Regions from separate parts of the Homo sapiens genome. Here all the other regions are linked to region 1. Evidence: chromatin loops called from intact Hi-C (ENCODE). Cell type or tissue: endothelial cell of umbilical vein. All regions are shown on one strand. Links, peaks and the distances in the headings refer to the core of each region. The heading gives the core; the rest is flanking DNA.

Evidence for each region. Hi-C counts contacts between places; a loop is a spot of excess contacts. Peaks named below come from ENCODE experiments on the same cell type or tissue, not always from the same donor. Only the 100,000 strongest peaks of a DNase experiment are listed, where the experiment ranks them.
Region 2: it touches region 1 in a loop (26-fold over the local background); 14 of 110 quality-filtered maps call a loop at or near these places.
Region 3: a loop joins it to region 1, with 21 times the contacts of the local background. A loop is called at or near these places in 93 of 110 quality-filtered maps.

Annotation. Positions count from the first base shown.
Region 1 is chr5:152,528,769-152,536,424 of GRCh38, reverse strand. No RefSeq gene overlaps it. Among named protein-coding and RNA genes, the nearest start is that of NMUR2, 130 kb to the right of the region's middle. In endothelial cell of umbilical vein, for the core only: no CTCF peak of the experiment used is centred there; a DNase peak (open chromatin) is centred at 3,604.
Region 2 is chr5:153,495,807-153,498,306 of GRCh38, reverse strand. The region is part of intron 2 of GRIA1 (glutamate ionotropic receptor AMPA type subunit 1); the gene reads right to left. Among named protein-coding and RNA genes, the nearest start is that of GRIA1, 6.4 kb to the right of the region's middle. In endothelial cell of umbilical vein, for the core only: a CTCF peak has its summit at 1,350 (motif pointing left); a DNase peak (open chromatin) is centred at 1,316.
Region 3 is chr5:153,961,928-153,969,583 of GRCh38, reverse strand. The region is part of intron 1 of LOC107986464 (a long non-coding RNA gene); the gene reads left to right. Among named protein-coding and RNA genes, the nearest start is that of LINC01861, 67 kb to the right of the region's middle. In endothelial cell of umbilical vein, for the core only: a CTCF peak has its summit at 4,352 (motif pointing right); a DNase peak (open chromatin) is centred at 4,423.

The sequences.
Region 1 (7,656 bases), core at 2,515-5,014:
ACTCCAGCCTGGGTGACAGAGCAAGACTCCATCTCAAAAAAAAAAAAAAAAAAGGAAAGAAAGATCAAGTCACTTACTACAATCACTGCAGCTAATACTACTCAGAGTGTCAGACTTGTAATGGAATATAAATCAGCATTTATGACTTCCTTCATCGAAGTCTGGCTACAAATAACCCCAGCTCAACTAAATTGTATGCTTATTTTATACATTTCATTACATTCTAGTTTCTTATGTAGTGCAGTCTAATAGCAGGTAGTATGCAAACTGGCAGTCCTTGGTCATATTTTGAGTAGCACTGACTGCAGCTAAGTAGTTTACAAGGCCAGAATTGGGAATTAGTTTCCAGCTATCCAAACCTACACTTTTTCAACTGAACTAGCATTTCCTACAATATTCCATGAAACAATATTCCCATAAGATGTTAAGTAATAGGTGTTCTACATTTTCTTAAGTCTGAAAAACAGTGGTCAAATGTAAATTTTTTCCTTGTTATACTGAATTTCTGGGTGGTTTTACTATGTTAATGTGCTCCATGACACTCAGAATGGAAGAGACCGTGTATTAGTTTTAAAACTTTATTGTACAAACACTTATTAACAAAATTAATCCAAGTGACTCAAGGAATACAGTTTGGGAAACTGTGTCCTGTATAGTAGGATGTTACACAAGTGAAGATCTTACTAGGAGTTTAAGGTACAACACAAATGTATTTCCCCCTCACATTTAGACCAGATCAATCTGATAGCCTCTGACTTAGTACATGGCTTGGTGTCACATTTAGAAAAACCACTATTTTAATGTTCAAATTTTAATTAAGGAGTCCTTTGAGTCTGTATCAGGCTTCCTTGTAGTAAAATCCCAGGAAATACTATATTCGTCTATTTTCTATTGCTTAAAATGCAATTCCTAAAAATGGGTGATTTGATAAGGAAAATAAATTTATTTCTTAGAGTTAGGAGGCTGAGAAGTCTAGGTTGAGAGGCCACATCTGATGAAGGTCTTCTTGCTGGTGGGGGCTCTCTGTGGAGTTCCGAGGTGGTACAGGACATTACATGGCGAGGGGGTCAAGTGTGCTAACGTACTAGCTCAAGCCTCTCTTCCTCCTCTTATAAAGCGCCAGTTCCCCTCCCATGATCATCCATTAGTCTATGGACAAAGTAATCCATTCCTGAGGGCAAAACCCTCATGGTTCAATCATCCTGAAAGGCCCCACCTCTCAATATTGCCGCATTGAGGATTAAGTTTCAACATAACTTTTGGAGGGGACATCCAAACCATAGCAGGTATATTTCAGAACTCCTACCAATTTAAGATTTTCTCTGTATCCATCTATTGCATCTAAACCTCATTTATCATAGTAAAGCAACTGACTGTAATTCAAAACTGCAAAACTCTCTTCAACCCACCCCAAGCTGACTCTTATCTTTCTTATCCCACCCACCTTGGTTTTTTCCCCTCTTCTAAGAGACATCTTTGCTCATTCCAAACTAAATCCATCCAGCCTATCTGTGCTCACTTCCATTAGCTCTCTTACCCACAATCCTGCTTTTACAATGAATCCCAGAAACAGCGTGGCAGGCAGAATTCCACTTGGCAGGCAGTAAAGGAAGAAAAGCTGTGAACACTCATACACTAACAATTGTTTTCTCCAACATATACTTCTCATTAATCATGCAAAGGCTTAATCTACTCTCTCTTTCATATTTATAATTCACACTCATTTTCAGTCTATTGTATATGTTGGAATAAACAATTAGTCATGTATTAGTGTTTACACCTTTCTGCCTCCACTGCCTGCAATCTATTAAACTTCAATTACTGTGACCTGGTAGAGGACATGAACTTCCATGAATTATTCTAGGTTGATAACTTATCCTGCCTGGAATTCTCTGATGACAAGGAAGCTGATTTTACTGTCTGAGGTCCACTACGTAACTCACATTTTGAACTAAATACTATATACTCTCCAGGCGGGTTTCCACTCCACTCTATATCTTGAAAAAAGATCTTAAACAACAAGGACCACTATAACACACTAGAGTTCACACTATACCAGAAGCAAGACAAAAAAAATGTCAGCAAAAGACAAATAAAAGATCTAGCACAGTCTCTTTGAATAATAATACGCTGGATTGATACTTCCTGTTTACTTTTAAAACCCCTTATATTCAGAACTGGACTGGGAACAGAAAATTTAAGTTCTTATATCATCCATCCCTCAACCAAATGACATTGAATACATCCCTTAAAATTTATAATTCTCAGTTTCTTCATCCATAAAACGAGTCAGTCAAACTGAAGTCCCTCTTGGCTCTAAAGTAATGTGATTTTATAGTATGCCTCAAGGTCTTTTAGGTACTTCGAGCAGTGGTTAAATGATCAGGTTCTGGGTTTGAATCTCAGCTTTGCTATTTACTGCTTGTATGACCTTGAACAAATTAATTATTCTCTCTGGGTCTCACTTCCCTAATCTATGAAACTGAAATAATAATAACCTACCCTACAAATTTTGGAGATTAAAGTAATGCATTTAAAGTACTTCAAACTTAGTTCCTAGACCCTAGTTACAGCTCAGTACATAGAAATTATTATCAACACCATTATAGGTTTTTTAAAATTTATTCCACACCCATTAAATGTCTGGCATAGTGTTCAGTGAACAGGTGCTGATCTGGGTATATCTCAGGCCTATGTTCACTTCACTTCCAGATAAATATTCCTTAAATAATACAAAACTATTGCCTTTTAATCATTAACCTTATTTTGACTTCTTATGCCTAGTGCTATACAGAAACTTATTTATTCAAAGACTTAATGTAGTACTTAAGTGCTAGACACTTTTCTAAACACTGTAAAAATATAAACTCAATCTTTCCATAATCCTATGAGTTGAATATATTATCATCTCACTTTCTCTATGAGGAATTTGAGTTGGTAACATGCCCCAGAGTATGTTCCAACAACTAGTATGTGCCACAGCTGGGATTTGGACTCAGGTGGCCTGTCTGTAAAAACTGTGTTTGTCCCACCAGGCCACACTGCCAGCCTTACACGCTACCATTCTTGGACTTATCCCATCTTGAATGGTTAACTAGTCTCTTCCCATTCTTCTGAAAAGTCCAGGCATTTCACTCATTTACGTTGCTGTACATTTAACTCTGCCTTCCTTCCCACCCCTTTCTAACCATCAAGTGGCGTCTTCCAGGTTCAACGCTCTACAGACCCAAATCTAAGACATCCATCAAGACTTCTTGCAATTTTCTCCCTTTCGATGTTGTCAGCTGTTTCTTCCGCTCACTCTGATGTCTTCTGTCTTGGTCTATTTCACTTGCAAGCAAAAGGGATGGGTAACATGTAATTTTTTGCACATGACTCCTCCTGCACATCCCACTAAACTGTAATTACCAAGAGACCAGGGTCTGTAGGATTCTTTCGCATTTTGTTCTCATGGTTGGTGGTCTGTCTCAAAACAGCCCTAGAAATTCCCTTATAAGCTAAAACATTAGGATGTATAGCATTTATTCGATCCCATTTTCTCCTCAAAGCAAATCTGACAACAGATACAATAGTCTTATTTGGCATAAGCTAGCCTACAGTGACATCTGGTGGCTATATTCTTAAAAGGTTTACAAACATTCACTAAAAGGGTAAGGTTTGTTCCTTAAGGAAAAGTTGCATTATCTATCAAAGCATGTGTCAGAACTGAGCTACCCACCAAGAGGGCAGGAAGAATCTGGTGAGATCTACACTCAGTCCTGAAGTACGGAGCACCTCCCCTCAGAAGGAGAAAGCACAGAAACTGAGGACAACTACACAGAAGTTGAAGTTCTGTGTTCCAGTCCTGACTGTTAGTGCCTGGAGAGTAGACAGGCCTCTGTTTCTCTCTGGGCCTTGGTTATCTATTTTGTTTTAATGATGGAAATAAACTCAGCCTCTAAGTTCTTTCCTCCCTAATAAAACAGAATATAATCTACAAATAAATACATACAATTTCTCTCAAATATCTAGTGCCAAGTAAAGTTAGTTATGATTTCTCATTTAAACATCACCTGTCTTATACAAGTACATCATAGAATTAGCCAAAATTAAGAGGCTAAAATCTCTCTCATACCAGTAGTAACAATAGTACCATTCACAAGAGTAATAATAACCGCTAACAATGCTATGTAATATGTATTCTTGTATGTATAACCTCATACTGTTAGACACAACTGAGGAGCCTTAAGCAGCAGACAGTCCCAGATGGCATCTTATGACTCAGGATGCCTCTGCGGAAGAGGTTGGGTCTACACAAAAGCCTCATAGGGCCGGCCTTCATAGCTGGAGAGCATCAACATGGGATTACAACCCCGTCTGTCCTATAAGACTTTAATGCCTCTTCTCTTATCTCACAGCCCTACCTGTAGTCATACAGGAGGCAGAGCAGTCCTGTTAAGCACAAGTGAGCAAATGTCCAAGCTGTCCAACCATCCCTCGCCTTCTCCATTGGTAACCAAGCCTGGATTAGGCTCAACAGAAAAGGGGTAAAGGCAAAAACTGGAAGAACTCTTGAAGCTGATATTAGACTGGATGCCTGGAAAAGGATGCCTGGATGCCTGGAGAAGTTTATTACTACTACAAGTGACATCAGAAGCTATGGAATATACTCAAGGTACTGTCAGGGCTATAGAAAGGCGGTTTGACACAGTACAGAGTAACAGCAATAGTAAAAGAATAAAGTTGCTTTCTGTTGGAGGTTTACTTAATCTGCCTCATTCAATAACCATATTTACTATTATGGACTGAATAGAATTGCCCATTTTGAATGACGGGTAAGCAGAAGAAATAACCTAATACAGAACCTCTGAAAGAATGAAAGAGATATGGAATACGAGAGATAGCAAAGAAAATAATACATTCCAACTGCTTTTCCCTGTTAAGGAAATATGAATGCTCTAAAACATGAAATAAATCCACAACACACAATAAAAAGAAAAGTAACAGTACAGGAATACTGGTATTGCATATACTGTCTAAAAGGATGAGGAGTTAAAGCAGAAATGGCATTTATGAAAAATAGTAAGTCAGTGATGTTGCAGGCAGGCTTGAAAAAATCACATATAATGTTGAAGTCAAAAAAGACCAAAATAAAAATGATTAGTGAAAAATATAACTATGTAGACGGGAGCAGATACTAGAGGACCATTACAGGAACAATTGCTTCCCCTGAAAAAGAAGAAAAACTAATTGCAATAGAAAAAAATATTCAAATAGGTATTGGAAGAAAATAATTTAGAAGTGAAGGCAAGAGTTTATCTGAAGGTCCAACAGGTTTCTCATTTTCCAGGGAAATTTAAGAATGTCTGAAATCACAATTCTGCTTAAGTTGTTAGACTTTAACAATAAAAGTGTGTTACATTTGAGTCCCACTAGAATTGCAAAAAAAAAAAAAAAAAAAAAAAAGAAGAAGAAGAAAGAAAGAAAGAAAAGAAAAGAAAGAGAAAAAAAAGTATCTTAAAAGCATAAGGTACAGAAGTGGTTACTGAAACAGGAAGAAAAGAGATATCAGGCCCTGACTTCTGGGACAGTTTAGATGCAAATAGCTGAGTTATGCCTACTTAGTTTTAACAGGGAACTGCATATTTGTAAAACATTGCACTCAATAAATGGAGAAAACACATTTACCCTGCACTTCTCCCCTAAACTCCAAATTCATTCCAGAGGCTACTCTTTATCACCCAATTATCTAATAGACAACCCAAAAACAAAATTTCCAAAACCAAACTCCCAGTCTTCCCCTGACAATTAGGTCCCAGTTTCTCCACATTTAAGTTAACAAAAATGCATTTTCTCTTCACTCAAACAAAAAAACCCAGCAGAGTCATTTTTAACATTTCGTTCTACCACTCCGCACATCTGAACTATGTAGAAATCCCATTGGCTCCACTTTGAAAATAAAGCCTAATTTGAACATTTCTTACCACCTCCCCTGCCATCACCCTTTTCCACATCACTACTATTTGTAACCAGGATTATTAAACCAGCTTCCTAGTTGTGTCTGCTTTCATCCTTACCCCTAGTTGTTTATTCTTAGGGAGATCCTGTGTTTCATCCTCTAACTTGGGACATTTTTGAAAGTGAAAGGGGCTAGGACAATAGGCATAAACTAGGATCGTCCTGCACAAGGCAGGGCGTATGATCCTTCTACTTAATCTTAATACAGAAGCCAGGAGTGTTTTGTTTTCTGTTTTGTTTTTGAAATGGAGTCTCACTCTGTCATCCAGGCTGTAGTGCAGTGGTGTAATCTTGGCTCACTGCAGCCTCCACCTCCCGAGTTCAAGTGATTCTCCTGCCTCAGCCTCCTCAGTAGCTGAGATTACAGGCATGCACCATCACATCTGGCTGATTTTTGTATTTTTAATAGATAATGGGTTTCACCATGTTGGCCAGGGTGGTCTCAAACTCCTTACCTCAAGTGATCCTCCCCCCTCACATCTCAAAGTGCTGGGATTACAGGCATGAGCCACAGTGCCCATTCAGCCAGGAGATCTTTTTAAAACAAGAGTCCTGCCACTCCTGCTCAAAGGCTTCTCATCTCCTTGGCTTAAAAGCCAATGTCCTTCCAATGACCTACAAAGTTCTCCATGTTCTGGCTGCCTGACATCTCTGACCACACCTCTCTCTTTCCCCTCTCCCTTTACTCCAGCCACAAGTCCTACTTTTTCTGAAAACTGCCAGGCACCTCCTGCCTCCAAGCCTTTGCCTTGAGGCTCCTCCTGGAAATGCTTTCCCCTCCCCCATTGCCTCTGTGTGACTTACTCTTTCATTCCTAGCAGGCTTTGCTCAAATGTCACCTCATTAGCAAGTCTTCCCTGACAACCCTGTTTAAAATTGCAATCTCCTCCCCCAGCTCCCATGTCTTTTATTTATAGCACTTATAACTTGCCCATACTTCTATATTGCTTACTTATTACATTTTGCTGTTTGTCTCCTCTCATCACTGCCCCACTTGAATGTGAGTTCCACGAAGGCACATTTTTTTCCTGCTTCTTTTCTCTGACCTAGTCCTTATGATACAACAGTAAATGGAAATAAATGAAGACCAACCCAATGACAACAAGCAAGTCCTATTTGTTCAGAGCTTGCTGTAGTAAGGGAGCCAGCCACCACCCCTAGTGTTTTAACAGAGACTCAAAGGCAGGCAGGGCAGTGGAGAAGCTTTAGAGTGGATACACTGGAACACTTCAGGTGTGCCCTGACTGTAAGCTAGTGGTCTGGGGAGGCTGTAGGTCATTTACTAAATGTGGGGCATCCTATGTGATCAGTTAGGGGTATTTATTTGGCTTTGTCTGATCCAAAGTTGGTATTGATATGGGAGGGGGGCAGAGAAGTGCTCGACAGAGAAGGGCAGTGTCCCTGGTAAGGGCTCCACCCTCAGTCCTGTGCCCACAGACCTAAGTGAGAACAGGCACTCCTGTTTTCACACTCAAATGATGTATTTTCCAAGACCACTCTGGCCTGCCTTGGCCCCCATTTTGTGCCCATAAAAACTCCCAGACCATAGCCAGCACAGACACAAGCTGCTGGACGTCAGGAGGAGCAGAAGAGCACACTGACAGACACCAGTAGATACCGGCAGTCCATTGACGGCGGGACAACATGGAATTCGATCTG
Region 2 (2,500 bases), core at 1-2,500, 960 kb before region 1:
CAATCAGGGCTTGCAAACTCAATGCTTGCCAAAGCCAGCAGGTAAAGAAAATGGGAAGAATGGGCTGATTGGGAAAGAGGCCATGTAGATGGGGTTTACTCTGTCCCATCTCAGCAAATTGAGGCTGCATAGACCTGGGCCCTAGTGTTGCCAGATATTTTAATATTTAAAAATATTAGTCAAGACAAGATGTCCAAGTTCTAATGTGAAATTCCATGGTTCTTACACAGTGTATGGGCCCAGAACTCAGTCTCTGTGCTGGAACTGGCTTGTGGATGGCTATATTTGGTGACCCCTTCTGCAGATAGATAACCCTATTTATCGTTGAGGCTCAATTCAATCACCACCTCCTAGAGACAAACTCCACTCTTCAAGGAATCTTCAATACTCCATACAAATTGCTGCTATAGCACTTACAACATTACATTTTAATTTTCTCTTTACAGGATAGAAAATGTCTTACTATGGATAAAGTACTCCAGGGTGGGGAATGCAACTTACTGTTGTCTGCATTTGTAGCACTTTATGTCATGCCTAGGTTTGGTTGAGGGCTCAAAAATGCTTACTAAAGGGATGGAAGACTTTTTAGATTAAAGAGATTCTTAAAGTGTAATCCCCATAATAATTGCTATAGAATTCCTCCAGGGCCTACTCTTGAATATCTTGATTCAAGAAGTAAAAAGTTCATCATGAGTCTTGCTTTAAACAAGCTCCCTGAGTGAATTTTAAGTGCACTGAAGTTTGTGAACCTCTGGGCTAAACTGTTAGCTCCACAAGGAAAGAGGCTGTGCCTTCTTTCCTGGCCCCTATATTCCTAGCGTCTGGCCCAGTGTTTGGCATGAAGTAGGCATTCAGTATGTACTTGCTGAATGAATGAATGAATAAATAGGTGAATAAATTAAAAGGTAAGAATTAAGCTGCAACTATGCTACTCAGACCTCTAATAGTAATAATCTCAATCAGCATTTCATTTATTCCTTTATTTACACTTACCACAAAGGCACCAAAATAAGCTGGGTAGCTGATCAGTAAATATCTTCTCTATGCACAATCTCCCCAAACTCTACCCCTGTAAGCTTGGAAAAGTGCTTAAAGGAGATCCCAAGGCATTGGGTTGCTGATTCAATGGCTTTACTCTTTAACAATGGCAGACCAGGGAAGCAAGAAAGATTGAACACGAAGAAGGCACCAAACTCTCACCTTGGCCAGTAGTAGTAGCCATAGTCCTCTTCTATCTTCCCCACCTTCCCTACCATATAACCACCTCTCCTCATTTTTAGTCCCCTGCTGCTAACATGTCTAGCATGAACAGGTCCCATTACACTTCCTCTCCCTTCCCTTCTCCACCCTCTGGTGGAGGGACAATGAATAGCAAAATGCAAAGGGAAAAAATCAAATGACAGCAAAAATTATGAAAAAAAAACAAATAAAATTTGGTCATTTTCTAGATCTAAGACTTATTGGGCAGTTAATTTAAGGCAACTACTAATTCAGATTTCAAAAAACACAGCACAGAAAATTAGTCTGAATAAGATGCTTTTCTTGCTTTTCCATGTATCAGTAATGAGTACATTCTTCCTAAAACTGCTTTGCTCCCACTGACATTTTTTACTCAATTAAAATTGGGACAGATGTAAAGTTTTCCCAAACCAATGGACCACAGTGAACACAGCCCTAAAGTATTCCTAGCCTTACATGAAATTTAAGAGAGGCTCCTCCAGCCAGGCCACCATTTCCACCTAACTTGCCCAGTACCCCCTTTGGGATCTGGGAGCTAAAGAAAAGAAACACAAAGTCTAAGCACAAAATAAGATTATTGCTTCTCAGATAATCCCCATAACAATGTTTCCCACTAGACTGTAAGCTACCTGAGAGCAAGGGCATTTTATCATCTCTGTATTTCCAATATCTATTTCAGTTTATAGCTTTGAAGAAACACTTAAAGAATTAACTGAACGAACAAGACAGGAATTCATGGAAACCTGTACACTAGTTCATGGATGGCAGCATCAAGTTCAAGAACTCAGATTCATCCACTCCAGGCCTGTTGACCAAAATGAACAACATTGTCTGTATCATATTTCTGTCTCCCTAATAAACAGTCATTAACCCTATTAGAGATCAAGTCTTAGGTTGCTGAGATAACAAGACAGAAGCACCACCTTTTGCCTTAGAACCTTTTCTCCTATTTTTGTCTTTTATTTTCTTGCTGTGCCAGTCAACATCTTGACACTACTAGGAGAGCAGTTCACATCTCTTTCAACCAAAACCTGCTGTAGATATTTCTCAGCAGCATGAGTGAATACACACACCAGCTATTTATTCTTGATTCTCTATGCAAGTAATACAAAAGCTATAAAGTATGACAAAAGCTATGGAGCCCTGCTCCAGGAAATAAATTAGCACATGTATATGCGTTTAAACATTTATAGGTACACTGATGCCCCCAACCAAATGCCCCTTCCAAAGACCCTAATCAAAGCCACATTAAAAAGTAAAG
Region 3 (7,656 bases), core at 2,844-5,343, 1.4 Mb before region 1:
AAGTCACCATTGCCCACAATTGCTCGGTGTTTTTAGGGCTCCCTGAGGATGGATATCTGGCTCTCCTTCACTGGCATTTGGTGGGCTTGCCTGCTGGTGATGTCTCAGGTAGACAAGTCTGACTGACCCAAACTACCCACATGCTGTGGCTTGGATGGCCTGTCACCAACCAGCTGCTTTTACAGCATCAGGACCATGGAGCTTGTCCTTGCTTGACTTCCCTCACTCACTCAATGACTCACTCATTGTTTTAGAAACTGTTATTAGCACCTACAAGGTGCTAGACCCTGGAGGGATCCCTGAGGGAATCAGAACCTACTCTTGGACTGGGATCTGTTTGGGTGGATCAGATGAAGACACAGGGAAGGGGGAGAGGACAAAGGGAGGATGCAACCACGGAGAAGGGAAAGCTCATTTCCAGCTGTGGGGATCGGGGGGAAAGGTTGGATGCTGGCGGGGGTGGTCACCCAGGAAAGGTCCACTCACAGCTGGATTTGGGAGGGTGACAAGTAGTAACAGGTAGAGCTTGTGGTTAAGAGTGGGCAGGACTCTCCAGGGCAGTGGCAGCAGGTGAGCCCTTGGCAGGTACCTTGGCCCCCTTGGCCCCTCTCCAGTGGTTGAGAGTGGTGGAGCCCACAGCAGCTGCTGAGATTCTCAGAGCTTGAACGTGGCCCACTCATTTGACCATCAGGACCCAAGGGAGGAAGTGCCCTTCTGTGCTCTCCTCCTCCATGGCCAACACTCTGCAAATTGGTGAGGGAGGAGGAGGCGTTTGCGTCTGGGAATCCGGGAGGGCAGGGTGCGTCGGTCTGTCCTCAGAGTACCCGCAACCTGCGGAGGGACTCACAGCCCTCTGCTGAATGAATGGGTGTTCACTCCTGCTCTGAGCCCTTTTTCTCCCTGCTCTGCTTTCTTTTTATCCAGCGCCTGGTTTTGGCACCTATCCATGGATCTACTGAAAGGTGAGCTACTCTAGACATCATTTTATTTTCATCTGAAGCTCTTGAAGATCAAAAAAACAAGCTGCTTTTCACAAAATCGAAAGAGTCCTGGAATGTCAGAGTTGAATGAGCATTGAGAGGGTGCACTGACATGCAGAATGGTGGCTCCTGAGGCCCTGTGACAAACAGAGGGTGAACCAAGAGTAGAGGCAGGCTTCTATGCAAACATTTCTAGGCGATATTGTAAATAATACAGTTGTGTATCAGAAAGAACAAAGATTCTGAAATCCAGCTTGCTTCATATTCCAGTCTCACCTACAGACTGTGTGAGCTTGGTTAGGATTTTCTCAAGCCTTTGATTCTCTCTCTGTAGAATGATGATGTTGTCTATCTAAAAAGATGATTGTTTTTAAATGAGATAAAGCAGATGAAGGTGCTGTGTGAATTAACACACTGCTGTTGCGTGAGGGAAATGACTCTCCCACCTGGTGTTTTAGACCTGGAGCCTTCTGACCACAGGTTCTCAAGGATTTTTAGTTTCTTGCTTGCTCCACATTCTTTGTCATGTTGCTCTGAAACCTGCCTCCCTGTCACACCCCAACCCTCTCCTACACTGGGTTTTAATATTTTCCTCCTGAGGCTTTCTCTCCCAGATAACCTTAAGTGAGCCACATAAGCTCTCTGAGATCTGGTTTCCACATCTGTAAGACAGGCTAACTCTTTGTTCTCAACTATTTGTTGAGATTTTGCAGATGAAATGAGATAATATATACACATGTACATCATGCACAAGTGACCCTTCACCACTCCGAGTTGGAACTGTGCGGGTCCACTTACACTCAGATGTTCTTTTACCTCCGCCACCTCTTAGACAGCAAGACCAGTCCCTCTTCCTCCTCCTCCTCCTCCTACTCAATGTGAAGATGAGGATAAAGACTTTTATGATGATCAGCTTCCACATAATAAGTAGTAAATATATTTTTTTCTTCCTTAGCTCACTTTAGGGTAAGAGTACAGTATATAATACATGTAATACATAAAAATGTGTATTAATTGGCCAGGCATGGTGGCTCCTGCCTGTAATCTCAGCACTTTGGGAGGATGAGGCAGTCGGATCATGAGGTCAGGAGTTCGAGACCAGCCTGACCAACATGGTGAAACCTTGTCTCTACTAAAAATACAAAAATTAGCTGGGCGTGGTGGCACACACCTGTAGTCCCAGCTACTTGGGAGGGTGAGGCAGGAGAACCGCTTGAACCCGGGAGACAGAGGTTACAGAGAGCCGAGATCGTGCCAATTACTCCAGCCTGGGTGACAGAGAGAGACTCCATCTAAAAAAAAAAAAAAGTATTAATAGACTGTTTATGTTATCCGTATGGCTTCTAGTGAACAGTAGGGTATTAGCAGTTAAGTTTTGGGGGAAGTCAAAAGTTAGACAGAGATTTTTGACTGTTCCTGGGGTTGGCTCCCTAACACCCACGTTGTTCAAGGGTTAACTGTACTGCAAATAATGTACATGTATAGAAGGCGTATAATACATGTATATGTGTTTCATAGCACAGCGCCAGGTAGGGATGCTTATTAAATAGCTTGTATTTCTGATTCCATTTCCCTGTTCACACAAGTCGATATTATTTTTTCACTGGGGGGATTAGAGAAGGTTTCCTGGAGCAGGTGAGAATTGAGCTGGGCTTTGAAGGACTGGAGAATGTTCACAAATATGGAAGAATGAGGGTGTGGTTGGGTGTGGTGAGGGGAGGTTTGGAACAGAAAAATAAGTGGGAAGTCTCAGGTTTGTTTAGGGAATCAAGAAGAGGCCATTTTGGTTCGAGCTGATGGTTCATTGGGGGAACCAGAAAGACATAAATTTGAAAGAATAGATTGCAGTTCTGGAATTAGAAAATATAGAGTTGGAAGTGACCCAGGGGGTCACTGGCCCAATCTTTTATCTGCAGCAGGAATGAGTATGTGCGGCATGGTAGTAATGATAGCCTAGTCTGAGGCTCAACTCTCCTGTGTGTTCTTGGATAAATTACATGTCATCTCTGATCTGAATTTCTCCTCTGTGTGACAGAAATAATAATCCTTGACCAGCCTCCTCTGTTATTGTCATGAAAATTTAGGGAGGTTTGGGCTGAGGATTCATTAAGAAGTTGGGCAAGGGACTCCTTTCTCTTCTCCAAGCCTTGATTTTACTGTCCACACACACACACAAAACAAAGACCCCATCTGCCTCCAGGGTGTAGAGGTTGTGAGTCTAGCCAGGTTATAGGCACCCAGGAGGGGAGAGGAAGGCAACCTGGGAGGGGCCCAGGGGAGTGGAGGGGCTGCCGCTCTAGGCACAGCCAGGATTCTTTCTCACTCTCCCCACGGGCTTCTACTGTGGGGGCTCCTGTGGGTCCCACAGCTGGAATTCTCTCCTTGCTGCCTGCCTCTTCTTGCTGGGATGGGTCACACAGCTCATGGGTGACCAGCTCCTGATCATCCATTCCTGCACAGCCAGCCCCTGGATGCCCTGAAGGAGCTATGCCAGCTTCCCCTCTTCTCTCCATCATCTCCCTCCATCTCCACCCTGACTTTAGTGGCTTCATCTCCTAAGCTCATTCTCAAGGAGAGACCCCATGAGGGCAAGTACCTTACTATTCTGGACACTCCTGCTTTTTCATTTCAGCATTAGCATCACAGTTTCCAAAGCACCCTCCCTGTTGAGAAGCATGCCAGGCAGGACTCCTGGCCACATTTAGTGGGTGGGTAAATGGAGACAGGCCAAGGGAATGCCCCTGGGAGAGACAAAGCTAGACTCCTAGCCTGGTGCTCTCACACGATTCTGGAGGCTCTCAAACTTGGAGGGGCATAAGGATTGGGAGTTTGGTACAACACAGACACCTAGGCTGTCATCCCTAGAGAGCTGATCCACAGCAACATCAGGGGAGCCTGAGCATTTGTGTTTTTGATAGGCACTTGGGGATGGTGACATAAATAAGTTTGAGGACCCCTGCAAAGTACTTCACCTTTGAGATCCCAGGAGTGAGGTGGAGACATCCAGAGGGAAAAGTAACCTTTACGGAGTCACCAACTCTGTCGGGCACTTTATGTGCATTTTCACCATAGAATGAGACACTACTATTCCCGTTTCATATATAAGCAAACTGAGGCCTGGGGAGGTTAAATGGTTTATCCAGTCTCACAGCTGGTAAGTAGAAAAGCTGGGATTTGAACTTGGGTCTCATAGCTCCAGGGCAGCCTAAATTCCTTCTACCTAAACCTTTCCAGTGCAAACATCCCAGGCCCCTTCATCCTCATATCTAAGGCTCCTACCTGTCTTTTCTCTCTGGGGTTAAACATTACTTTCAGATCCCCCAGCCAGTGGGAAAGGTCTCTTTTCTTTGCAATGCTCCTCTTCAGCCAGCAGGTGTCAGCCCTGGACTGAGTATGTGGGTAAGGGGCGTGCAAAGCTAATGGGAGGAACGTAATCATTTGTTTTCCTCTCCCGGTTTTATAGCCCCTCCGTCCCTCCCAAATTCTAGCTATCCTTTTAGATATGTTTTTGCTAAGCTGGTGCTGTTACCTCACAATCTTCCAGGTTGGGATGCCCCAGGAATTCCGAATCCCCTAGAGCCATCCGGTGGTAGATTTGGAAGTAAGCTGCAGCTGTAGTTTACATTTGCCAAGTATATGCTTGGCACCCTGTTCCGAGCTTTCTATGCTTTACCTTGTTCAGTCCTCCCCATCCCCACAAACCTCCCTGGGTTAGGTGCTAGCAATTCACCCGTTTTCTCAGAAGAGGAAACTGGAGCTTTCAGAGGCTAAGAAAGTTGGCCAAGGTCAAGTTGCTGGGTATGTGGCAGAGCCAGGCTTGAACCTAGAAGCTCTGGCTACAGATCTGCGGAGGCGCGTGACCATTACACTCTCTTTTATGCAGATGAGGAAACTGACGTCTCGGCAAGGAAGGGATTTACTCCTGTGGAACCAAGTGCCAGGATGAGAACCCAGGACTTGTTGTAATTCTGGGCCTTCTCTAATTCTTGCCCTTGCCCAGCTGTGGATGAGGGCTTGGGCAGCAGGGAATCCCTGGGGAGGCTCCCCACCTCCCCACCCTCCCCAGGCACCAGCACATCGACCAGACAAAGGATAATTGGTGCATGCTGTGCTCAGAGCCAAGCTGAAGCGGCAGGGTCTCGACACCCCTCCATGCCCGGGGGGTGTGGCATCGCAGAGCAGGGACCTTGTCAGTCCTGTCACCATGCATCGCCAGCTCCTCGCAGGGTCTGGCATGGAGGTAGTGCTCAATTCATATTTATGAGTATGTAGACATTCCTCCTCTTTGGCTTTCTCCCGAGGCCCTGCTCCAGGCTTGCCGCAGGAGAGCATGGGTGGCCCTGAGCCAGCGCATTCCTCCTCTTTGGGGTCCGCTAGCCTTTCTGGGGGCAACTCATTTGGTTTCTTAGCATGAACTACTTGTTCTCCAACTTTCCAGATCGGCCATTTATCTCTCCTGCCTCCACTCTAGACGGCAAGACCCTAGGGGGCAACCTCTCAGAACACCTTATATGCTGCCTGGTGTCTAGCAAAAGATGGAATATAAAATAAACTATTTATGAAAAACTATAATCCATTATTTTATCCAAGCAGTACACATTCATTGTTGCAAAATGGAAAATAAGCTAAGGGAGGAAAATTAAAATCATTCCCATGATAATAGGATCCTTTCCTTCCATGATATTTTAATGGAATTGATTTTTTCCCTTTCTCTTTTTATTGTATAAGAAATACATTTCTTGTACAAGTGTAAAAATTACAGATAAGCATAAGCAAAAATGTTTTAATTTATTGGGAATACCACTTTCTAAACCTGTTAATAGTTCCATTAACAATTGTAATGGTAATAACCACCTCTATTTGTTGAGGGCCTACTATGTAATAGCAGTTTTACATAATTTTTTAGAAGTTTATTGAGGTGTAATTTCCATATATGAAGTCCATCCATTTTAATTCCTTAATCATTTCAATTCAGAGTTTTTTTAGTGAGTTTAAAAAGTTGTGCAACCATCAGCATAGTCCAGTTTTAGAATATTTCTATCATCGCAGTAAAACCCCTTAGGCTCATTTACAGTTAATCCTAGTTCCTACCCTCAGCCCCAGGTGGCCACTAATCTACTTTCTGTCTCTGCAGTTTTCCTTTTCTGGACATTTCATATAAATGGAATAACATACTAGATGGTCTTTTGTGTTTGATCTGTACACTGATGATTTTAGGTTCAGCCTCTCATTTACAGATGAGGAAACTGAGGCTTAGTGAGGACAAGTGATTGCTGGACATAGTTACACAGGGAGAGACTGGGGCTTCCTGGATTCAGCTGAGGTCTGTCTGACTCTCAAGTGTAAACTTGTAGCCACCCTCCTCCACCACCTTGTCACATTACATTACTTTTTATGTTCTAGCTGTTGCAATGATATATTCATATATATTTTTTCTCCCAAAAGGATCAAACTTATACATTCTGTTGCCACTTCTTTTTCATTCAATAATAGATCAATAATAATAACAATGAGTAGGATGTCTCCATGTGAATTAATATACGCCTGCAATACCTAGAGTAGATTTTCGATAAGTACAAGGTAGCAGTTAAGGGTATAGGCTTTGGAACCAGACTGCCTGGATTTAGATACCAATTCTGTCACTTATCAGCCATATGCTGTAGACAGAATGTTTGTGTCCCCCCAAAATCCACATATTAAAACTTAATCCCCAATGTGAGAATACTTGTGGGGTTTTGGGTAGGTAATTGGTTTACGAGGGCTGAGCCCTCATGGATGGGATGAAAACTCTTATAAAAGAGGCTCCAGAGAGATCCCTCTTGTCTTCTCTTCCTCATGTGAGGAAGACACAGCAAGAAGTCGGGTGTCTATGAATCAGGAAGCTGGCCTTCACCACACACTGAATTTGCTGATGTCTTGGTCTTGGACTTCTTAGCCATGAGAACTGTGAGAAAGAAATCTCTGTTGTTGATGCTGGAGAGGATGTGGGGGAAATAGGAATGCTTTTACACTGTTGGTGGGAGTGTATATTAGTTCAACCATAGTGGAAGACAGTGTGGCAATTCATCCAGGATCTAGAACCAGAAATATCATTTGACACAGCAATCCCATTACTGGGTACATACTCAAAGGATTATAAATCATTCTGCTATAAAGACACATGCGTATGTGTGTTTACTGCAACACTATTTACAATAGCAAAGACTTGGAACCAACCCAAATGCCCATCAATGATAGACTGGATAAAGAAAATGTGGCATATATACACCATGGAATACTATGAAACCATAAGAAAAATGAGTTCATGTCCTTTGCAGGGACATGGATGAAGCGGGAAGCCATCATTCTCAGCAAACTAACACAGGAACAGAAAACCAAACACCGCATGTTCTCATTCATAAGTGGGAGTTGAACAATGAGAACACATGGACACAGGGAAGGGAACATCACACACTGGGCCTGTTAGCGGGTTGGGGGAAAGGGGAGGGAGAGCACTAGGACAAATACCTAATGCATTTGGGGCTTAAAACCTAGATGATGGGTTGATAGGTGCAGCAAACCACCATGGCACATGTATACCTATGTAACAAATCTGCACGTTCAGCACATGTATCCCAGAACTCCAAAGTAAAATTATAAATCATGCTGCTATAAAGACACATGCACACGTATGTTT